Regions from separate parts of the Homo sapiens genome. Here region 1 is linked to region 2. The links are chromatin contacts, found by Hi-C or POLR2A ChIA-PET in ENCODE. All regions are on one chromosome and are shown on one strand. The core of a region is the stretch at or near the end of the contact, and the rest is flanking DNA. Distances in the headings are between cores, read along the strand shown.

Region 1 (4,018 bases), core at 307-2,806, 520 kb before region 2:
GCGCCTGCTAGTTTCAGCCTAACACCTAGAGAGAGTCTTTGCGGGGTTCTTCACCAAAGCAGCCAAGGTTTGACAAAAGGTTTCCAAACCACCGAGCTCTGTGTGTTGTTAATTTCCCCCAAAGGTAGAACATTTCTATACAAATTAGTTTCCAAATCCTAAAAGCAAGTAACAAGTTAAACTCTCCCATGTCAAAGTGTTTAAAGTTATAAAGAGATATTTTTAATTTGCAACCGTTGCCTTCCTCACCAGCAATCCTTTCTTTAAAAAACAGACAATGGTATGAGAGCAGTGGGTGCTGTGAAAATGACATCTTCATTCGACAAAACAATATTCAGGTCTTTTTGGCTTATCTTAATTTTTTCCACCAGAAATTTAGAACTACTGATTTTCTCTCTTCGTGCTTCAACACAAAGGAATCCCTCCAAAAGTGTTTTGAATATCTGAGAAGAATCATTTAGTGATTGAAATAAATATACATTAGAATCCACAAATCATTCTTCTTGTGAAACAAGCTGTGTAGTGACTTTCATTACTAATATTAAAATATATCTCTTTGTAGACATAAATTTTTAGTACTTGGGCTATAAAGAAATCATAATACTTTTTCAATCAATTAATGCTATCTCATAATGACAAATGAAAGTAATAAGTTCCCCACATCAGCCTGATTCATCTTCGAGTGAGAATGGGGAGTAGTGGTGGGAGAGGGTGGTGGACTCTAGTGGGAAACCTCGACGATTGTAAATCACCATCTGGACCTGCTGAGTTGTCCTCTTGAAAACCTCAATCACATTCTTGGAGGAAAGTTACTAAGGTGCCTTTTTAAGTGCACCAGAACAGGTAATTGAACCACACATGTGCCCTAAATTTAGGTGCAGAGTTTCCCTGAATTTCATTATTATATGGATTAAGATGGGCAGCTCCCACCTGGACGATACCTTAATCAAAAAGAGAAAAAGTGTGACGAAAACAAGGGCAATAATAACATTACCAGCACTGTACTGATCAAATGCCCACAAATAGTTCAGAACAACGGTGCTAAAAAGCCGCTTTAATTCTGAAACAGAAAGTCCTGAGACACCGAGCGCCATCTAGCAAGCAAAGTTAGAATCAAAGTATGCCTGAGTCAAGCACAGAGCACAGAAGGACAGGGGATGGGGAGGTAAAGGGGGACTTCGAGATCACTTGCTGTGATTTAACCATCCACCCAGTCTCACCTGAGCCCAGAGCTACCTGCAAGTTTCTGCTCTTCGCCTCACCGACCAGCTCAAATAAACCTAACAACTGAGGTGAGACAGACCGTTTCTGCCTCCAGCCAAGGCTAAAGGACAGCTCCTCGCAGGATTGCTTATTGTCTTTAATTAGAACAGGCCGCTTCTCCATCCCCTCCTACCACCTCCCCAAAATCAGCCTAGTGTCTAACTAGTTTTGCACCTTCTTATCCAAATGGGGACAAAGAGCAGTGCCTGAAAGGCTCACCTTGGGCTGAAATGATTCCCAGGGCTTCAGCGCAGAGGAAAGCGCATCGCTGGGAAAACATAGCACGATATGAGAAGTCACTCTGAGTTTACAAGGCTGCCCAGACGCCTCCTGACAGGCGATCTGAGCTCTCTCCGAGTGGCATAAGACACATATTTACTTAACAAGCCACTGATGGTCATGGAAATGGAATGCTGCCTCCTAAATATAAATGCTGTAACTTTATTCTTCTCCAGGCAACTGGGTCTTTGATATTTTCTTTGGCTGAAGAAAAGTCAAAGGTAGCTAGAAAGCTAGAAAACTACCCTGTTAGTGTGTAGCTTGAAGGGGGTGGGGGTGGGGTTGAAACACTTTTTAAAAATAATTTTAAAGTTTGAATAATGTTACCTAATTATATGAATATTCTTTGGAACTGGGCTAACAATGTAACTACAAAATAAAGCTTCTGGGATTTCAATGTGAAGAAAGTAAAGAATAATCTGCTGGTTTCTGTAGAGGCAGGTACCGCATATTTTTCTTTTAAACCAGTCCATCTGAATTCAAAAGACTGAGAGAGTTCATCTCAATAATATGTGTGCTTTCTAAAGAGTCTTTCTGGAATTTCATTTTAAGGCTGGAAAATAATCCAGTGTATATACATGCTAGTCTTAAACTACTCTTAATTTCCTGCTATTGAATATTGCCTCTATAGTAGCTCATTGATTCACATTGTTCTTAGAATACAGAGCCAGAGCTAGGCTTTTCTATTGTTCTCTCCTCATCTCCATGTCCCACACACAATTTTTTTCCCAGTGAAGTGAAGTTTTGTAAAATAACAACAAAAACAAAAACAAAAAAATTAGAAAATGAAATATTAAAATATTCCTGTTGAATATCAAATGCTACTCCAATCTCAGGTTTGCTACTTAATGAACACAAGCACAATAGATATGAAATAACAGTCCTCTTGATTTTTCTACTGTGCTATTTGCTGTGCAAAACAACCACATTAAGAATAAAGGAAGCATGAGATAAGAGTATGCTTAACACACTCACAGGTCATAGAACTTACAGGAAAAAAAAATCTCAGAAAAATCACAACCCACCCAACAAACCTAAGCCAATAAAGAGAGACTTCATAGTTTAACCCACAATTTAGAACACATCTAATACATTTCTACAAAACCTCCTTTTCTCCTTATGCCTGAAAATATGTGTAAAGATCTGAGGATGGACAGTAGACACAATTCATGCTCTCTCTTATTTCCCTCTCCCTCTCTGAAGTTCAGAAGAAAAGTTCCCAGGGCAGTCTTGCCTCCGGATGCCAATAAAAATTTAACTTTGTGTGTGTGTGTGTGTGTGTGTGTGTGTGTGTGTGTCTTGTTAAATAGTACATTTCTCCCATCAAGGTCTTCTTAAACACGGAACCTTCTCCTAGACAGGGTACCCAGCTGTTTAATTTAACATTGATTTATTGCTTTTAAAAGTAAATTTACACACATGCCAGCAGCGCTCCGTTTTGTTTCCCCAGACCCTGAGATTTATTTTCTACTTAGCGCTTGTCTGACAAAACAATGTCCTTTAACTTTATTACACATCGATAAGGAAATCTGTCTTATTTTTGTTCAGATTTATTGCTGTGTTACTTGTGGGGACTTTTGTGATCCAGAAAGGCTCAGGTCCGAAAATAAATAGAAAATTAAACAGAGTTGATCACAAAATAATGATCAAAACCTTACAATATTGTCCAGCCTATATCAGCCTGCTGGGGGGTGAGGTGGGGTGGGACAGAGGATGATGCTCCCCTAGTGAGCACAGTTGCTCTGGAAGAAAACAAAATGTCTTTAATGGGCAGGTAGCGTTTGAAGGTGGAGTAGCCAAATCTGGGTTCTGTAATATCTCCAAGTTCTTGGTTGAAATGTATTTGGGATTACAGGGCAGGGAGGTGCATCTGCGGGACTCCCCACCCTATGGCGGCCTTACCTCCGTGCAGAACTCCCAATTATCACGCGTTCGTGATGACTGAGCCCAAGGGAATTAAGATGGACTTTGAAGCAGCTTTTACGGTACACTTCATCTACATTTGGGTTTTCTTTAGTTCTCATTAAAAGGGCCACTTTCTTCTTTTCATTGATATATGTCTTTGTGTCCTTCATTTCACACTCTTAAAAAAAGTTCTCTCATCAGATCAAGTGCAAAAAGGAGGGGACGACATAATAACCATCATAATCATGATAACAACAACAACAACAAACAAGTGGTACTGTGGGTTTAAATCTTTTTTAAAAGAAGGTTTTCTCCTCTATATGGCATGGCCCTCCAATTAAAAAAAAAAAAGCTGGGGTTGAGAATGAGGATAATAAAAGTGTTTCTAAGGTTAAATTACATGAAGGCAGGCTTAAAAAAAAATCTCTGAATGTGATGAGCTTTCCTCTCCCATCCTGATTTCTCACAGAGACATTCAGTAATCACTTTAGAGCTGTTCACATGAGGAAATGAGGACACTATCTTTTCTAGTAAGAAGTGAAGATGTGACAGGTTTTGTTATTGGAATGAG
Region 2 (3,908 bases), core at 598-3,097:
CAGGGATCTAGAACTAGAAATACCATTTGACTCAGCCATCCCATTACTGGGTATATACCCAAAGGATTATAAATCATGCTGCTATAAAGACACATGCACACGTATGTTTATTGCGGCATTATTCACAATAGCAAAGACTTGGAACCAACCCAAATGTCCGTCAATGATAGACTGGATTAAGAAAATGTGGCATATACACACCATGGAATACTATGCAGCCATAAAAAAGGATGAGTTAATGTCCTTTGTAGGGACATGGATGAAACTGGAAACCATCATTCTCAGCAAACTATTGCAAGGACAAAAAACCAAACACTGCATGTTCTCACTCATAGGTGGGAATTGAACAATGAGCACACTTGGACACAGGAAGGGTAACATCACATACTGGTGCCTTTCGTGGGGTGGGGGAGAGGGGAGGGATAGCATTAGGAGATACACCTAATGTAAATGACGAGTTAATGGGTGCAGCACACCAACATGGCACATGTATACATATGTAACAAACCTGCAGGCTGTGCACATGTACCCTAGAACTTAAAGTATAATAAATAAATAAGTAAATTACTTCATGAACACAAAAAAAAGAATTAGTAGAAATTCCTAAATTTGCAAAAATTATTAGCACAGTTAAGAGATTTTCCTGGGTGCCTTCAGAAGCCTAGGAACAGGAGTAGATAAAAATGAATAGAAGGGCTCATTCCTGATGTGGAATTTTCAGGATGGTTACAGCAGAAGAGTAAGGGAAGACGATGGAGAAGAAACTGGTCTGAAGAGATATTATCTGTGTTATTTCATTAAAGCAGCAGCAATTTCTCAATAAAAAAGGTATTTGTTAGACATTGAGTCTAATTTACAGATGAACAAAGTTTGAAATAGCAGGTTTTCAAAAGTGGCAAAAGCCTGTAGTACTCTCTGATTCCAGGAATGTTCTTTTCCACTGTACATTGCCTTATGGGAGTGAGTGAATTGGAGGTTTTGGTAATATTGTCATTAAAATTATTACGTTAACAGTGAGATTAATGCAGGTAGTTGGAGTTGGAACCTAAGTAGGCGGGGGTTGACGTGTTGGGGAATATATTAAACGTGAAGAGTAGGTTTTGAGGCAACACAGTAGCAGGAACCCATTATAACACTATCCATACATTATAACACTGTGAATAGAGCAGGAGATCCCACTCTCTGAGTGAATTATTTTGTAAGTGGAGACAAGGTCCAGGATGTGGCCACGACATTGTTACAATGAAATGAAGATGAAAGGCTAGAGAAGCTCCCAATGGAGGAGACTTACAAGTACTAAAGAGATCATCTACTTAGTGTGGAAGTGACACAAGATGATGCCTGGAGATTAGGAAAAGAGTGCAAACCAGGGGCAAGAATCATCAATGACTGTGGAGACAGATAGAAAAGGGGTGTGTGATAAACAAGAAACCACTAGAGAGCAGAAATATACTCCTGCTTTGTCTGGCCTGACCCTCCCATACACCATGAGCTGGCTGGCCCATCAAGGTCAGTAATCATCACTTTTAGATTTTCCTATAAAATCCCAGTCACCTTCCACGTCACTTCTTTCTAACATGCACTTTCTCTGAGCTTATTTCAAGTCTACATTAAAACTCTTGGCTCTATGAGTCTAACCACATCCATAACTGACACCGGACTTGGCTTTTCTCATATTCAAACTTCAGCTTTTTTTTTTTTCCTAATGAACTCTTATTCATGAGGCTGTCTTTTGTGTCCTTCTTGTTTCTTGGGTTAGAAATCCCAGCCATAACTTTTACCCTAAACCACATCCCTGTGTCTTAGAGAGTGGCATATCTGGAAGGCAGGAGCTTCAAAGAACAGCTGGCCTTTCAGTGAAGTGGCAAAACAATATTGGGCTGATTCAGAACAAAGAGTGCCATCTACTGAAAGCCCACTTAGCTGTTTAGTAATTTATTCAGCTGTATGAGTTATCATAAAATAGTCTCAAAATAGCATTGTGAAAAACATGAGATGGGAGAAAAGGACATGAAATGTTATAGCCAGGTAATCCTAAAATGTGGTGGTTAAAGGCGGAAGTCAAGGTCTACCCTTACCCACTGAAAAAAGGGTCTCTGAGATTGTTTTCCTTCCTATGGGATTCTGTGGGAAGTTTCCAATAGACAGTCACCTAGAATAGGGAAATGGCTTTTTATTACTAAAGATGAATATTTAATAATAATCATTTGGAGAATTAAAATAGTTCAAAATGACAAAGTAGACCAAAGTAAACTAGGATAAAACAGAAACAAATTATTATATGGAGGCAAGGAATCCTATTCCTGTATGGCAAGACGATGGTACCTGAATTCATAATGTACAGTGGTCCAAGCAGATTGGTTAGAGAGCAACAACCGCATGCATTTTGCAGGGAATGTCTCTCACCCTGTTGCCACTTTTTTCAGTGCTCCATATGCTAGATTGCAACTACAGATTTAGCCCTTTTGCCCAAAGGCATCTGAACCTGTGAAAAGCCTAGCTGGGGCACTTTCTATTGTTCATTGACAACTTGTCAATTTACTTCCAGGCAAAATAATTCATAAACATGATAAGTAAGGCAGATAAAACAAGAATTCTTTCACACTTTGCAACTTTACTGCAAAAATGGCTTATTTTCCATAAATGTGTGAAATCTCCCCTCTGAATTGTGACTGTGCATTGAACTTTAAAACTGTTTAGAAACAGCACAAGCATTTCACAATTCCTGACTGTAATAAGATGAATGTTAAATATTAAACATGCATTAAAAGTGATAAAATAAAAGATTTTCAAACGTTCACTAGCATCACCATATTTCTCTTTGATTCTCAGAGTTAATAAAAGTTAAGTTTAACAATACTCTCTAAGAGACAAATGTTTAAGCACTATCTTCTAAATTTGACATTTCATATATTTATATTAGCTATTATCAAAACCCTTATGTCAGTTAAAAAAAGATAAACTATATTATTATTAAATTCAAAAGCAGTATGTGGTATGTTAGCATATGTTCATACTGTAATGAAGTGGCTTTTGTTTCTGATATTTATAATCATTCCATTTCTAATGTACTGTTTAAATATTGAAAGCTAATTGTGAATTCTTTTAGGTAAAATATTTTAAGTAGATAATAATTTTGAAATATATTATTCTCTAAGGCAAAGCGGTCTATTTATGTGTAGTTATTTATAAAGTCGTAGTCTTTAATGAAGCCATGTTCCCTGGATTCAATTCCCTGGTAATGGATTAGATTTTAAGCTTCTTGCTTACTGTGATGCCATCCCACAGTTACACTCGGCGGCCTCCTGATTTTTCCCAGGTGAACCTCCATAACACCAAACATCCTAATTTTGGACAGACTGAAAATGAAGGGAAAAACGAATGAGATGGGATCCAAACATACAAGACCAGGTTCAGCTTCCTGGCTTTGTTCTTCTTTTGTGACCTTTGCCCCTTAGACACAGTCTAGATTCCCGACATTTCCAGATAGAGGGTTTGAAGGTCCTATTAGCCTTTTCCCCCTATTTCCCCACATTTTCTTGACTTACTGTAGAATATTTATAAACAGGAACACATATTCATCTGTTACATAACAAATGGCTTTTGGGAAATAAGTGAGAGAACACGAGAAAAGAAATTTCAAAGACTGCAAAAAAAGGGGAGTACAACAAATCTGTGATAAACAAGGGTGCCTCAAAATAGGACACGTTTTGCAGGAGGCAGCGTCGAATAGTAGAAAGAGCCCAGAACTGGGGGGCCAGGGACCTGGGTTCCAATTACGTCACTGGTATTGAAGTTCTGATTCTCGAGGAGTCCATCCAGTTCGGACCTCGGTTTGGATCAGTTTTCCCCTCTTGGGAGAAAGAGGACAGTGCTGGCTGGGCTCCAGATCCCCTACTGATTTTTTT

Evidence for each region. Hi-C counts contacts between places; a loop is a spot of excess contacts on that map. ChIA-PET counts read pairs that join two places held with the same protein, here RNA polymerase II (POLR2A). Pooled maps may share reads with other maps.
Region 1: a pooled map shows a loop between it and region 2 (5-fold over the local background). The contact joins two enhancer-like sites. A Hi-C loop is called at or near these places in 1 of 168 maps with a recorded cell type or tissue (Right ventricle myocardium inferior) and 3 of 50 pooled maps. POLR2A ChIA-PET finds 5 or more read pairs at or near these places in 2 of 52 experiments (MCF 10A and activated CD4-positive, alpha-beta T cell).

Annotation. Positions count from the first base shown.
Region 1 is chr5:93,605,074-93,609,091 of GRCh38, reverse strand. No RefSeq gene overlaps it. Among named protein-coding and RNA genes, the nearest start is that of MIR2277, 14 kb to the left of the region's middle. RefSeq lists a silencer at 975-1,269. Within about 2 kb of position 1,556, at least 4 of the 41 ENCODE cell types and tissues checked have a DNase peak (open chromatin) inside an H3K27ac peak, as active enhancers do.
Region 2 is chr5:93,090,455-93,094,362 of GRCh38, reverse strand. No RefSeq gene overlaps it. Among named protein-coding and RNA genes, the nearest start is that of LINC02058, 150 kb to the right of the region's middle. Within about 2 kb of position 1,847, at least 2 of the 41 ENCODE cell types and tissues checked have a DNase peak (open chromatin) inside an H3K27ac peak, as active enhancers do.